Linked DNA regions of Homo sapiens: region 1 is linked to region 2. Evidence: chromatin loops called from intact Hi-C (ENCODE). Cell type or tissue: MCF 10A. All regions are shown on one strand. Each heading gives the region's core, and the rest is flanking DNA. Links, peaks and the distances in the headings are about the cores only.

Region 1 (8,348 bases), core at 39-8,038, 460 kb before region 2:
CTTTACTTCCAACTCTGTGGTCAATTTTGGAATAAGTATAATGTGGTGCTGAGAAGAATGTATATTCTGTTGATTTGGGGTGGAGAGTTCTGTAGATGTCTATTAGATCTGCTTGGTGCAGAGCTGAGTTCAAGTCCTGGATATCCTTGTTAACCTTCTGTGTCATTGATCTGTCTAATATTGACAGTGGGGTGTTAAAGTCTCCCATTATTATTGTGTGGGAGTCTAAAGTCTCTTTGTAGGTCATTAAGGACTTGCTTTATGAATCTGGGTGCTCCTGTATTGGGTGCATATATATTTAGGATAGTTAGCACTTCTTGTTGAATTGTTCCCTTTACCATTATGTAATGGCCTTCTTTGTCTCTTTTGATGTTTGTTGGTTAAAAGTCTGTTTTATTGGAGACTAGGATTGCAACCCCTGCTTTTTTTTGCTTTCCATCTGCTTGTTAGATCTTCCACCTTCCCTTTATTTTGAGCCTATGTGTGTCTCTGCATGTGAGATCAGTCTCCTGAATCCAGCACACTGATGGGTCTTGACTCTTTATCCAATTTGCCAGTCTGTGTCTTTTAATTGGGGCATTTAGCCCATTTACATTTAAGGTTAATATTGTTATGTGTGAATTTGATCCTGTCGTTATGATGTTAGCTGGTTATTTTGCCCATTAGTTGATGCAGTTTTTTCCTAGCATCGATGGTCTTTACAATTTGGCATGTTTTTGCAGTGGTACCGGTTGTTCCTTTCCATGTTTAGTGCTTCCTTCAGGAGCTCTTTTAAGACAGGCCTGATGTTGACAAAATCTCTCAGCATTTGCTTGTTTGTAAAGGATTTTATTTCTCCTTCACTTATAAAGCTTAGTTTGGCTGGATATGAAATTCTGGGTTGGAAATTCTTTTCTTTAAGAATGTTGAATATCGGCCCCCACTCTCTTCTGGCTTGTAGAGTTTCTGCTGAGAAATCCGCTGTTAGTCTGATAGGCTTCCCTTTGTGGGTAACCTGACCTTTCTCTCTGGCTGCCCTTAACATTTTTTCCTTCATTTCAACTTAGGTGAATCTGACAGTTATGTGTCTTGGGGTTGCTATTCTCGATTAGTATCTTTGTGGTGTTCTCTGTATTTCCTGAATTTGAATGTTGGCCTGCCTTGCTAGGTTGGGGAAGTTCTCCTAGATAATATCCTGCAGAGTGTTTTCCAACTTGGTTCCATTCTCCCCGTCACTTTCAGGTACACCCATCAAACGTAGATTTGGTCTTTTCTCATAGTCCCATATTTCTTGGAGGCTTTCTTCATTTCTTTTTACTCTTTTGTCTCTAAACTTCTCTTCTCACTTTATTTCATTAATTTTTCATTAATTCAGTCACTGATACCCTTTCTTCACTTGATCAAATCAACTGTTGAAGCTTGTGCATGAGTCATGTAGCTCTCGTGCCATGATTTTCAGCTCCATCAGGTCATTTAAGGTCTTCTCTACACTGTTCTAGTTAGCCATTCATCTAATCTGTTTTCAAGGTTTTTAACTTCCTTGCGGTGGGTTCGAACATTCTCCTTTAGCTTGGAGAAGTTTGTTATTACCGACCTTCTGAAGCCTACTTCTGTCAGTTCGTCAAAGTCATTCTCCATCCAGCTTTGTTCCATTGATGGCGAGGAGCTGTGATCCTTTGGAGGAGAAGAGGTGCTCTGGTTTTTAGAATTTTCAGATTTTCTACTCTGGTTTCTCCCCATCTTTGTGGTTTTATCTACCTTTGGTCTTTGATGCTGGTGATCTAGAGATGGGGTTTTGGTGTGGATGTCGTTTTTGTTGATGTTGATGCTATTCCTTTCTGTTTGTTAGTTTTCCTTCTAACACTCAGGACCCTCAGCTGCAGGTATGTTGGAATTTGCTAAAGGTCCACTCCAGACCGTGTTTGCTTGGGTATACCGAGCGGAGGCTGCAGAACAGCAAATATTGCAGAACAGAAAATATTGCTGCCTGATCCTTCTTCTGGAAGCTTTGTCCCAGAGGGGCACCCACATGTATGAGGTGTCCTGACTCACTATTTTTGTATATTCTGCAAGCTAACAGTGACGGTTGAAAAAAAATCAAAGGGATAATATTTCATAGCAAGTGAAAATGACATGAAATTCAGATCTCAATGTCCAGAAATAATGTTTTATTAGAACATACCCACACACATTGATCTATGTATTGTCTACGGCTGCTTTTAAACTACAATGGCAGAGTCGAGCACTTGTGACAGAGACCATATGGTTCACCAAGTCAAAAATATTTACTACTGACCTTTTGCAGAAAAGTTTGCCAATTCCTCTTCTAGAGAGAGGGCATGTGCCACATATGCATGATTCATGTCCCCCTCATGGTAGTTGCCAGATTTTTTGTGGATTCGGAGACTAAATAGCCAAACTCAAAACCTCTTAAGGGCAAAATCGAATTTCCTACAGTTTTTTGGTGCTGTGGAGAGAGAAACTAGTCAGTCTGTCAGTCAGAAGCTTGGGAGTGCCATAGGTGAACTGGGAGGAACCAGAGGTTAACTGACTCTTACTAAAATTAGAACGCAGCCCAGACCCAGCTCAATGCCTGACTAGATTGAGATGATAAGTGTTTCACCCTTTGTAAAGAGAGCAAGGGCACCCCTGTCTGGTGCCCTTTATCTTCTGGAGCTTCTACCTTTCTTTTATACATAATGTCCAGTATACAAACAAACAAAATACTAGTTATGCAAAAAGGCAGGAAGATGTGACTGACAGTCAAAAGAAAAAATACATAAATATAACAATAACAGCAGACCCACAGATGACCTAAATATTGAAGTTAACTGAAAAGGACTTTACAATAACTATAATTAATATATTAAATAGAAAAAAAGATGGACAAAATGGATGAAAAGATGGAGAATGTCACAGGGACTTGGACTCTGTTAAAAAATTCTAGTGGATATTCTAGAAGTGAAAAATACAGTACCCGAAATTAAGAACTCATTGTATGGGTTTAACAGCAGACTATTTACCAGAAAGCACAGAATTAATGAATTCAAAGACAAGTCAATAAAAAATAGCCAAACTGAAGCACACAGAGAAAAAAGGAATGGAAAAGTTTGAGAAAGTACTTTATAGTGACTAGTGTCTTTAAGTATTTGAGTTGCTAAGAAGCTGAATGCTGAATGTCATCCTGATTTTATATACAAGAAACCAAAAGAAAATTTGTAACAATCCTAACTTCACTCAGCAATTTATTAGTTATCTGTCCTTTTTTTTGTAACTAACTTGCTTAAAATATCAATGAGATAACATGTGAACTAAATTATCAGTTATGTGATATTATCAGATATCACATAAGGGCTATTTGAGACTATAATTCATTGCTGTCTTATAACTTTAAACATATTTCTTTCCTATTTGTAATAACACCAACTTTTTGAATAGTCTGCTAAAAAGCTTTAAGCAGAAAATGTTCTTATTAGAGAGCAAACGTATAAAATTGCAAAGGAATGCATCATGATGATTAGGGCATTCAGATTCAAGAAGAGTTTTATGACAGCTTATTCTTTGGGAGTGTAAGAGAGCCCTTAATCCATTCAAGAGATGAAGAAATTTCTTAGAAAGATATAATTCTTAGTTGCTTATAAGAGCATGAGATGAAGCTTTTTTTTTTTTTTTTTTTGAGATGGAGTCTCGCTCTGTCACCCAGGCTGGAGTGCAGTGGTGCGATCTTGGCTCACTGTAACCTCTGCCTCCCGGGTTCAAGCGATTCTCCTGTCTCAGCCTCCCAAGTAACTGAGACTACAGGCACCTGCCACCAAACCCAGCTAATTTTTTGTATTTTTGGTAGAGACGGGCTTTCACTGTGTTAGCCAGGATGGTCTTGATCTCCTAACCTTGTGATCCTCCCACCTCGGCCTCCCAAAGTGCTGGGATTACATGCTTGAGCTACCACGCCTGGCCTTTGAGATGAAGCTTTTCAAAAAGATGAATCAAATGACAGGCTAAGTGGTTCTAAACCAGAGAGATCCATATCACAATTACTTGAGGGTTTTTTTTTTTCTCAAAATCCATAGGTCCAGACTCTACCAAGAATTATAAATCTGAATCTCCAGAGCTGAGGCCTCTAAGCAGGTGGATTTTAGGAAGAGCTTTACAGGGGATTCTGATACATATTACTCTTGCTAATAATCTCTGTTTTAAGTTGTGAATAAATTAAAATCTTGAAGACTTTTAAGAAATTTTGAGGGGTGATCTAAAGGCAAAAGATTCTTTCTAATTCAGGAAATTGGGGTAAGCTGAATCTTTCACCAAACTTTGAACAAGAATATAAATTAAGGAAGTATTTAGAAGTGCTAGAGAACTTAGTCAGTTGATGGACATTGTTAAGCAAATTTGACACACTGAGATTTACGTAAAATAATTATTTGTCACATGCCTACTATATAGTGTTTTCTGCTTGATAAAACTTGTTGCACACTTTTCACTTGTACTGAGCAATGGTTCCCACCAGATGGCAGTAGAGATACAGCAGAACCACCAGTGGATTCCTAACCATTTTTTGTGCTACAGCCTCTTCTCAGAATAATGTTTTCAAATGCAGAAAATAAAATACATAGTAATGTATGAACTTCCTTAAGTGTATTAAACAACAATATCTAACAATAGGTCTAATAACTTTTAATTTTTAAGTAGTGGCGAGTGTGAATATTTTGAGATAATCTGCAACTATAATGTAATAAGATATCTGTGATTTCTGTTGGTGACAAAGAAATCTAAGGTACTGCTGATACTACTGTGTTTTGTTGCCTGTATACATTATTGAAGACAATGTCCATTTAAGTCAGAGGTAAGTGAAAATAATGACAAATTTTCCTCATCCAAGTTAATAGATCACATGAGTTCTATAACATACCCCCAGAGACACGAAGTTAAGAATTTATTCTATGGAGAGCTGCATTACCTGTACCATCATGAATACTAATTACTTATGAATCTGGTTGTTTTGTTAATATATGTGGTGATGAAGTTACACATAGGTGTGTCACACTGTAAAATACGTTTCAGAAAAGATAGGTATAAGATAAATCATTGTATTCCAATTTCTCTCCTTTGTTTTCATTATAAAACTGGAAATTAAATTCTTTTATGCAGAAAAGGTATGGTTCCCAAATGTAATAAAATTAATTTTAAAATGAATCCGATTTTGAACATATTTAAAATAAAAACAAATTTCTGAAAAAATGTTTGTAGTATTATGTCACAAAGTAAATATAAAATAGTTGTCTCTTGCCTACTTACCATGCACAAGGTATTTATATGCATCAGTTTGTGTGCATTATCATGTTTAGTACTAAAACTAGTTGTATGAGATTTTTACTGCTATAAATATCATTTTAAAGAAGAGCCTGGGTTGTTATGTTGTGGTCAGACAAATGTGGATTCATTCCTGGCTCCACCACTTACCAGCTGAATGACTTTGGTCAAGTTAGTTAACCTCTCCAAATTAAAATTTTCTTATCTGTAAAATAAGGACAATGTAAAAATAGTATCTGCTTCATGGTGGGATTATGAGATAATGCATGAAAATAACTTAGCTACTTGCTGGGGACACAGGAAGCTTGTCAAGATCACCAGTGATCCACACATTGCCAAATCCAGGAGTTGATTCTCAATCTCCATCTTATGCAATCCATCAGTAACCTTTGACACAGGTTAAATTCCTTCCTCCTTCAATCTCTTCACTTGGCCTGTGGGATATCTCTTGCTCTTGGTTCTCTTACCTCATTCACTGGCTTTCCACCTTAATCTTCTTTCCTACATTCTCCTAACCCTCTTAACATCTTCTAATCTTAACCCAAAAGACTCATTTGTACTCAGATGTTTAGTAAGCAATTCAAATTTAACACATCCAACACTTAATGATTCGTTTGTTTTCCCCTAAACCTGCTTCTCCCACATTTTCCCCTATCTCAATAAATGTCACCTCCATTCTTCCAGTTTCTCAAGTTGAAGAGTCTCTCTCACAAGACATAGTCAGTCCATTTAGGAAATCTTGTCTATTCTACCTTCAACATTATCCAGAATCTGGTACCTTTTCACCACTTCTACTTCCACCATCCTAACTAAAGCCCTCAGCATGTCTTCTGGAGTATTGTAATTGCTTTCTAACTGGTCTCCCTGCTTCTATCCCTTGTTTCCCTATAGTTTCTTTTCCCCATAGCCAAGAGTGATTTTTTTTTTTTTGAGACGGAGTCTCGCTGTGTCTCCCAGGTTGGAGTGCAGTGGCGCGATCTCGGCTCACTGCAAGCTCCGCTTCCCGGGTTCACGCCATTCTCCTGCCTCAGCCTCCCAAGTAGCTGGGACTACAGGCGCCCGCCAACACGCCCGGCTAATTTTTTGTATTTTTAGTAGAAACGGGGTTTCACCGTGTTAGCCAAGATGGTCTTGATCTCCTGACCTCGTGATCCGCCCGTCTCGGCCTCCCAAAGTGCTAGGATTACAGGCGTGAGCCACCGCGCCCGGCCGAGTGATCTTTTTAAAAACATAGCATCATTCACTCCTCTACTCAAAATTGTCCAGTAGCTTCTCATCTCACTTAAAGCCAAAATCTTTACCATGGCCCTGTGTGACCTAGCTTTCCATTGTCTTTTTGATCACATCTCCTATCATCTCACTGCCTTGCCGCCACCCCTACATACACCACATTTGTCTACTGTGTTTCAACCATATTGGTTCCTCAGACATACCTCAGGTCCATTACACTTGCCGTCTGCTCATCCTGGAAGGCATTGCCTGCTGGTATCTATAGGGTGCACACCCTCACCTCCTTCAGTTCTCGGCTCATGTATCACCTTTCCAGAAGGCTTTCCCTGGCTGCCCTATTTAAAATTACAAATCACCTAAGCACTCCATATATCCTTCCTTGTTTCATTTTTTCACATAGCACTTAACCACCATCTGATATATATTTAATTAGTTTGTCTGTCTCACCTAACTCAAATGTTAGGTCTGTGTCACTAGAGATTTTTATCTGGTTTGTTCGCTGCTGTCTTCCCAGTATCAAAAATAAATTTGTTAAGTGACTAATTTTTCTTTTCATTTTAATACTTTATCAGGTGCAACCCAGTTTATGCCTGACCCCAAGCTCATGGATCACGGGCAGTCCCACCCAGAAGATATAGATATGTACAGCACTAGAAGCTGAAGTAGACTGCATGCAGAGACTACACAGAAAACTACAAGATGTGTGGCGTTGCAAATAATGATGAAAATAAATCATGTAATGGGTAACTGATACATAGAGTATTACCTAAACCAAGTTTCTCCCTTACATTTCCAAATATGCCATTTGATAAATTACATAAGTGGTTAACACACAAACTGTGAATGCAGTGTAAACAATATTAAATGATTGATGAGGAGACTTAGGTAGAAGTATTAGCTTGCATTTGATGACCTTTAAGGGCACTTAAAAAAAAATGAAGACATGAATTCTAGTGAGATTAAAATCTAAAAATACATATATATATATGTATGTATAAATACATACATATTTATACATGTATAAATACGTATTTATACATATATGTATAAATACATATACATATATGTATAAATACATATACATATTTATACATATATGTATAAATACATACATATTTATACATATATGTATAAATACATACATATTTATACATATATGTATAAATACATACATATTTATACATATATATGTATAAATACATACATATTTATACATATAAACATATATTTCTGCTCTAGCTTTCCCAGATTAATGCTAGTTAAATTAGAATGGTGTATGGAAAGGTGTGTTTCCCTCTGTTTTTTTTTTTTTTTTTTTTTTTTTTTTTCCCATTTCCTAGAGCTGGAATAAAATATCCATGTTTTATGGGACTTGAGCTTGGCTTTGTCCCTTGGTTTTGTTAATGTTAATTCCTCTTAAATATCTAAAAACATCTCTACCTATTTGAGAGGGCCATATGCTACACAGGCTTCCTAATACTGCTTAGCAATCCTTCTACTGGTTCCTAAGTGGTTTACTATTGTGTTCCCTGGAAGAGGTATTACAAACGTTTTATTCTTCTCAAGCCTCTTAGAACTGTCAAAGTTGACTGTGCCTCCTATTTCATAGAGAAAAAACTAAATTATTAGATATGACCATTCCCAAAACTTCTTCCCATCTACCTTCAAGACTTACCTCTTTTCAGCCATGCATCCCCCTTTTCTAAGACATGCTTCTCTTTGTGTTCTTGACCTCATTCCTTCCCATCTAAGACCATATTCCACCCTGTTTAATTTCTAGTCTTCGGTTTCTCTTTTTACAGTGAGCAAATTAGAAGAATAGGTTAGAA
Region 2 (8,348 bases), core at 312-8,311:
TACAAAAATTAGCCGGGCGTGGTGGCACGCGCACGTAGTCCCAGCTACTCCGGAGGCTGAGGCAGGAGAATCGCTTGAACCCAGGAGGCGGAGATTGCAGCCAGACGAGATCGCGCCACTGCACTCCAGCCTGGGTGTTGGAGTGAGACTCCGTCTCAAAACAAAGAAACAAACAAAAAATCTCATGTACCTCATAAATATATATGTACCCACAAAATTTAAAATTCAAAATTTTTAAAATACAAACATAAAAATCAATAATCTCAAACTCTTTCAGGGGGTTTTCCACTAATAACACCCGTAAATATCTATAAATTAGATAATAGGTATAAAGCAGCTATTGACAAGAGTGGCATACAGTAGGTACCCCAATATATTTATTCCCTCTGTTTCTTTAATGAGGGTCCCCATAGTATAAGCAATTATTATCTATATTTAAAAATAAAAGTAAAGAAATAAGTTTAACGTGCTATATTAAATGGAAAGGCTTATCAAAATGAGTCCAGGTAAAAATGTGCTTTTTACTTCTTTCTCCACCTCCCCTTCTCAAAAATTTTCACATTAATAGTGTAATGATAATATTTAATGAGAATGTGCTTCCTATGTGATGTTCATGTTAAAACAACGACATTCAGCTATTTTTTTTTGTTTAAAAATGCGCAGGCCAGAAATGTAAATTCTTACTATTATTATGTTTAACACTTAAAGTAAATAATTATCTACTGAAGGCTGACAATTTTCACAGTTCTTAACACCTGGCCAAAACAGTATAGCGTCTGCACTAAGCTCCACATGATAGCAATTGGCCTAAATCTTATTCCCTCTGGGTTACATTTTCATTGTGAACTTTCAGAGAATAAACAGATTCATAATACTATGAAATAAATGAGGCTTTACCACTTTAAACAGAATAGTCAGTTGTGCATGTTTGTAAAAATTCTGATAGAACACTCGCATGAAATATTACACTGTTTCTAATAACAGGAAGAATTGTATAGATACTTCACTCCATTACATTTTATAATTCAGGGCAATTTCAAGAATTGGTCTGGAACCAAAGGTTTTAAGTAAAGGAGTTAGAGGAACACAAGATCAAAAAAACCCTGTATTCTAATTAAATCATTATAGTGGTTTCTATAATGGTGAACTGAAATAAATGATATGCAACGCCTCTAAAACACCTGATGCTTATCATATGGGCTCAGTGGATTATTCACAAAAGTGTCTGAGAACAGAGCTTACATTTTCCAAATAATTCAAAATGCTTAGGAAGAAAAGATGGCATTCTCCCCAGTTTTACAGAGTTTAATGCTTCTGTTTACTGGTATAAAAGAAAGTGTTAGGGTCTCATAGGTGCTGACAAATTATGTCCTTATGGCTCCTCTTATTATGTGAAAAAGCTTTAGTGATTTCTCACAAAATAAGGTGAGCTACAGAGTCTAAATATCTTCGAGTGCCTAAACTTGTTTGATTAAAAAATTGAATCAGTGAAACTGAAACCGTCTTTGCAAAGATTATAACTGAGAAAATTATTACAGTGGAAGAGGTCTGACCTAACCCACTCCGTCTTGCTTCTAACCTCCAAGCTATCTTTGTTCATTCCTAGGCATAATCAAACTAACTTTGGGAAGAACTTAGTTTATAGTTTAGCTTTCATACAAAGACTATAAGAGCCCTTTCACAAAACAAACCCTTTTCCTGGCTGGGGACTAGACTGCCTTTGCAGGACTAACAAATTAGCCACAAGATTAGAAATTATGGTTTAGCAATCATGCAACTGGAGGCTACAAGATTCTAATCCTCCTCCCCCAGATTTCTTCTGGGGATAATATCACTATTGTAAAACCTAAGATCAGGGCTTGAGATATTTTGCAGCCTCTACACACAATGGATCAGCTGGTACCACGCAGATCGATAAACTGGCTCACCTGGGTCTTGTGGCCCCAACCCAGGAACTGATTCAGGATAAGAGGATAGCTTCCACTCCCTATGATTTCATCTCTGACCCAACCAATCAGCACTCCTGATTCACTGGCCCCCTACCCGCCAAGTTATCCTTAAAATCTCTGGTCCCCAAATTCTTGCGAGACTGATACGAGTAATAATAAAACTGGTCTGCCACACAGCCAGCTCTGCATGAGTTACTCTTTCTGTATTGCAATCCCCTGTCTTGGTAAATCGGCTCTGTATAGGCAGCAGGCAAGGTGAGGCCATTGGGCATTTACAAAGCAACTGGTTTTTGGCAGAGGAGTAACTAGTTGATTTTTTTTTTTTTTTTTTGAGACGGAGTCTAGCTTTGTCGCCCAGGCTGGAGTGCAGTGGTGTGATCTCGGCTCACTGCAAGCTCCGCCTCCCGGGTTCACACCATTCTCCTGCCTCAGCCTCCCTAGTGGCTGAGACTACAGGCGCCCGCCACTAGGCCCGGCTAATTTTTTGTATTTTTAGTAGAGACGGGGTTTCACCGTGTTAGCCAGGATGGTCTCGATCTTCTGACCTCGTGATCCGCCCGCCTCGGCCTCCCAATTAGTTGGTTTTAATAAACTGTATAAACTCATTCTCTCATTTTTCTTCTCGAAATGAGTATATATTTGCAGATAGGAACGAATCTACTTATAATTTTGTGTGTGTACCTTATTGAGACACGGACAGGATTTTGATGGGCTATGATTATTTTAAAAGGTATATGCTTTAAACATTGGCTTTTTAAAGGCTTCACTAGATTATTTTGACATGATTCGCCTTCTACTGCTTCCATGAAGCCACGTTATTTTAGTTCTTTCTAGGGAGGACAAAAACAGTTTAACATTTAAATGCTGACAAACACTGGAACAAAATAATAAGCCATATAGTGTCTCTCCACTTCCTCCAGTCTGGTCCAACTCAGATGTCCCTAGGACCATATGTGTATAATTTTAGAACTGCTTTGGGAAATTCGGTTTCCAAGAATAAGAATAAAAATAAAGTGGGAAGAATGAGACTAGTTATAACTTATGACCTTATTATAATATATCTCTGCCAAAAATATCTTCAGAAGCACAATCACTTCACTTCTATTATTACATTATCACACAAACTAAGTGCATTCTAAATCTCAAAGGTTGTTTTTTTTTTTTTTCTCACATGGTTCATTTCCATGTAAATCTCACAATTTTTAAAGTTTGTTCCTAGGAATAACAATATAATAAACAGGCTAACTTTTTGTTAGAAATTTAACATAAAAAATGACTTGTTTATTTCTCAGGGCAACACAAAACTGCCAAGGTTTGTGACCCACATGTGTTATTTCTTCTATTCAGAGCAATGCTAATGATTTGAATGTACCCTTTTCAATATGCCACAAAGTATCCTTTTGGGAGTTACTTGAGCAATATTCTAAGGACTCTTTTCTCTATAAAGAGTCAGGAGTGTTCATTTAGATCCATGTTTTCTCTGAAAAGTATTTTCCTGGCATTTCCATGTATAAAACAACCCTGAAGTCAGAGAAAAGAGATTTGATATGGTATAGTTTGTTGCACTTCAAGTGAGAAATGTCGATGTTTTAACAAATTAGTCTTTTAACCTTAACTCCTTTTAAAATCCTAAAACTTTGGACATTTGTTCAAGCTTTGACTCATTCATTTATCCTTTCGTTTTTTAGTAAATTTAGGGGCGAAAATTATTTTGTTAGAAAATCACTAGCACCATCTACTGTTGCTTTTTGGAACTACCTCAAAATACTTTTTAAAAAATTATATCTACATATTTGAATTTTAAATATTTTTATCTTTTATTATAGATATAGAAGGTACACGTATGGATTTGTTTCATGGGTATGTTGCACTCAGGTATTGAGCATAGTAACCAATAGATAGTTTTAAATCCATTCCTCCCCTCCTCCCTCTAGGAATCTGCAATGTCTATTGTTCCTATGTTTATGTCCGTGGGTGTTCCATGCTTAGCTATCACTTACAAGTAAAAACATGCAGTATTTGGTTTTCAGTTTCTGCATTAATTTCCTTAGGATTACGGTCTCTAGTTCCATCCGTGTTGTTGCAAAGGACATGGTTTCAGTTTTTTTTATGACTGCATACTATTCCATGATGCATATGTACCACACTTTCTTTATCCAATCCACCTAGGTTGATTCCATGTCTTTGCTATCATGAATACTGCAGGAATAAAAATACAAGTGCATGTGTCTTTTTGGTATGATGATCTATTTTCCTTTGGGTATATACCCAGTAATAGGATTGCTGGGTCAAATGGTAATTGTTTTAAGTTCCTTGAGAAATCTCCAAACTGCTTTCCACAGTGGCTAAACTAATTTTTATTCCCACCAGCAGTGTATAAGCACTCCCTTTTCTCTGTAGCTTCACCAGCATCTGTTGTTTTTTGAATTTTTAATAATAGCCATTCTAACTGGTGTGAGATGGTATTTCATTGTATTTTGTATTTGTCTTTTCATGTTTGTTGGCCACATGTATGTCTTCTTTTGAAAAGTGTTTGTTTATGTCCTTTGCCCATTTTTAATGGGGTTATTTGTTTTTGCCTATTGATTTGTTGGAGTTCCTTATAGATCCTGGATATTAGACCTTTGTAGGATGCAGTTCGTGAATATTTTCTTTCATTCAGTGAGTTTTCTATTTACTCTATTGATAGTTTTTTTTTCTGTGAAGGAACTCTTTAGTTTAATTAGGTCGTACTTGTCAAGTTTTGTTTTCTGCAATTGCTTTTAAGAACTTAGCCAAAAGTTCATCACTAAGGCTGATGTCAAGAAGGGTTCCTAGGTTTACTTCTAGGATTCTCATACTTAGAGGTCTTACATTTAAGTCTTCAAATCACATTGACTTAATTTTTATATATGTTTAAAGGCAAGGGTCCAGTTTCAATCTTCTGCATATGGCTATCCAGCTATATCCCAGCACCATTTATTGAATTGAGAATCCTTTCCCCATTGCTTGTTTTTGTTGGCCTTGTCAAAGATCAGATGTTTGTAAGTATGAGGCTTTATTTCTGAGTTTACTATTCTGTTCCATTGGTCTATGTGCCTAGTTTTGTGCTAGTACCATGATGTTTTGGTTACTATAGCCTTATAATATAATTTGAAGTTAGGTAGTGTGATGCCTCTGGCTTTGTTCTTTCTTGCTTAGGATTTCTTTAGCTCTTCAGTTTCTTTTTTGGTTCTATATGAATTTTAGAACTTTTTTTTCTAATTCTCTAAAGAGTGGCAATGTTAGTTTGATAAGAATATTGTTGAATCTGTAAATTGCTTTGGGCAGTATGCCATTTTAACGATATTGATGCATCCAATCTGTAAGCATGAGATGTTTTTTTTCATTTATTTGTGTCATCTCTGTTTTTTTTCTTTTTTTCTTTTCAGCTGTCTTTTGTCATTCTCCTTATAGAGATCTTTCACTTCCTTGGGTAGTTGTATTCCTAGGTATTTCACATACATATATATATGAATATATATATATATATATATATATATATATATATATATATATATATATACCAATTGTATATGGTATATATATAATGTATATATAATGTAATGGTATATATATATATACCAATTGAAAAATGATTGCAAGAGATTTGGACTTTATAATGATTGAAAAAGATTTGGAATCTTACTAAACAAAATTTAAATGTTAAATATTATTATGTGTGCCTTCAAAGTCTGAGTGGGTAAAAACTAATTATGTATTTGGACATTAGGGGTTAGGTAAAAAGAAATAAGTGATAAAAACATTATCACTATCCTCAGGAGTCCTAAGGAACGAAATAAAATCACATTCTCAAAAACCATATAAATGTAATTTTCTGAAGTGGTTTTGAGATTCATGGATGTCATGGACCAGTAAAATATCTCCCCAATTTTAGGGACCAACATAAGGTTGCCAGCTTTTTATTTTGCTTGTTGTAACCATTAAAATTTTAGTTCACTTTTAGGATAATTTCACACACATAAAACTAACACAATTTTAGAATATAAGGCAGTCTATTAAAAAACGTAATACATACTGCGGCCTGCTGGAGGGTGGAGGGTGGGAAGAGGGAGAGGATCAGCAAAAATAACTAAAGGATACTAGGCTTAATACCTGGGTGATGAAATAATCTATGTAACGAACTCCCATGACACACGTTTACCTATGTAAAAATGTAATACATTTAGTGTTATGAAAAATTCAATGTTGTTTTTATTTTTCTCATTTGTCTGGAATGGCACTGGTCAAATAATAAACTGTTACTTGGGAACAACAATTTTACAGCATATCAGATGAAGACTAGATAATGAAGTTTCAAGAAGAAAAAGAGTAGGCCATGGTATTTTAAAGTATTTTAAAGGTATTATAGGAGGACATTATAGAAAGAATGGCTTGCACTCTGTGTTGGTGGGTGGGTGCTATGGAATTGATTAGTTCTCATTCACAACATTTTTTTTCCTGTCACTTAGAAAATTTGGCATCAATTGAGATCTAGAAATACGTAAAGAAAATAAATGGCATTGACAGTTTTATTGGTTACCAGAAGTATTATCACAAAACAAAGAGCATAGTAATAAAGTGATTTATGGGAAAATATTATGTGACTTAGGAGAAATCAAAATGTGTATTCAATTATGCCAAAAATATCCTGAACTAAAGAAGTTCTTCTTTGCTTTTTATTGACACAATTAAAATTTCTGTCAAAGGAAACAAGCATTTCCATGTGGTTTAATTATGTTCTCTAACTAGACTTTCTCTAAATCTTCTGGCATCACTGGACCGTATTCTAATCAGATTCTGTTATGTTATGTTAAATCTGTGGTTCTTTTTAATGCCCTAAAGAATTTGATAAAATAAAAAAGATATTTAAATAAAAAAGGAATTGTAGCTACCTACCCTAGAGAAAAATAATTATGAAGAAGACATAGGATGAAAATATTTGCCAGTCTAATCACTACATGATTTCTAATACATATTTCCAAATGAAGTAATCCACTTCCTATGAAATACCAAAATAAGTTCCCATGGTAAGCAGTCTGAATATGGGGTTTGGCACAAGTAAATTATTTCTCTCCTTACAGTTAATAATTAGTACACGCAGAATGGTTGCAAATTTCCAATTTTCATGGACCTAATAGCAACAAAATTGTAAATTATAGGATTGGAAAAAAACTTGATGAAAGCAAGAAAGCCAATGGTTTAGGGGAAATAATACAGTTCCAATTGAATAACCAATTCTGAATTGTTAAGAGGAAATAATGAGACAATGTTGATCGATAGAAGCTTCTTGTATCAATGGGGCATTGTTGAAAGGAATATTCACTTATAATAATCACGATTTGTTAAATTCTACCTGGTTTTGGAAGAGACCTTCAGAGCAGAACATCAAAAAAGAATAATACTTAGATTAGGGATCCCATAATCACACCATTATATTTATGTACAAATTTACAAATGAGCATTATTTTAAAAAAATATGTACGCAGTTTTAGATCTGGAGTTTCCAATTGTATAGTGGCACACAGAGAGGGTTTTGATAAGACTCAAAGACTGTTTGGGATTAGTCTGTCCATCTTCCTCTTGACTAACTTGAAAAAGAATACAATAATTTCTACCAAGGAGGTGAGATTAAAAAGAATAAATGGAGAGGAGACTTTTTACTGTGAGCCAAGCAGAATGGTAGTAAAGGAGTTCCTGATGTCATTTTTTTTAAATTTCTTATTTTTTGCTAATCACAACAAAACAGGTAAGAATGTAAGAATTCGGTTAGGGAATTCCCCATATTAAACAAGTATGTATTAAGTGAAATTGTGGTTGTTAGGCTGCCTGGTGCATGGTGTGATGTGAGGAATTTGAGAAGGTTTCTCATTCTTTAACTCTCTCCTTTCCTGAAGACTTCTTGTTGGTACCTAAAATTAAATCATTAACAAATCTTTCCTTTAATTAACTAAAGTTCCTGGAGAGCCCTTTCAAATATTAATTTTATGTACTGCTCCTGAGTAAGTGGTAACGCTAACAATATGAATTAATTTTGCCAGTTGTGAAAAGACATGATACTGTAAATAGTAGGTAGCAATGGAGTAGGTGGGGTTGGGGACTTGAAAAGGAGGAAACAGCCCACAAAAAGAAGGAAGACAGAAACAAAATTACATTTCTGACTATTTTACAATTTGGCCTAGGGACAGTTCTTGGTACTAGGTAAACTTCTTAGTGGATTATTTAAATTAGACAGAATGCATGAGGCGATGATTTAAAAACAAACAAAAACTAATTTTATCTTCACATTTTTTAATCTTGTGCAGGTCTTTACCAATTTATTTGATGTAAAATTTGCTGAGTAGAGTAAGAAGCTTTCCTAGTTGATACAAGTTAGTTTAT

What was found. A loop is a pair of places that touch in the nucleus more often than their neighbours do. Peaks named below come from ENCODE experiments on the same cell type or tissue, not always from the same donor. Only the 100,000 strongest peaks of a DNase experiment are listed, where the experiment ranks them.
Region 1: it touches region 2 in a loop (7-fold over the local background); 16 of 110 quality-filtered maps call a loop at or near these places.

The regions. Positions count from the first base shown.
Region 1 is chrX:85,080,499-85,088,846 of GRCh38, forward strand. APOOL (apolipoprotein O like) reads left to right here. Exons shown (of 9, transcript NM_198450.6): 9 at 7,092-8,348. The coding sequence ends at 7,180. Among named protein-coding and RNA genes, the nearest start is that of APOOL, 81 kb to the left of the region's middle. In MCF 10A, for the core only: a CTCF peak has its summit at 4,495 (motif pointing right); no DNase peak of the experiment used is centred there.
Region 2 is chrX:85,541,155-85,549,502 of GRCh38, forward strand. No RefSeq gene overlaps it. Among named protein-coding and RNA genes, the nearest start is that of POF1B, 170 kb to the left of the region's middle. In MCF 10A, for the core only: CTCF peaks have their summits at 3,635 and 3,857; no DNase peak of the experiment used is centred there.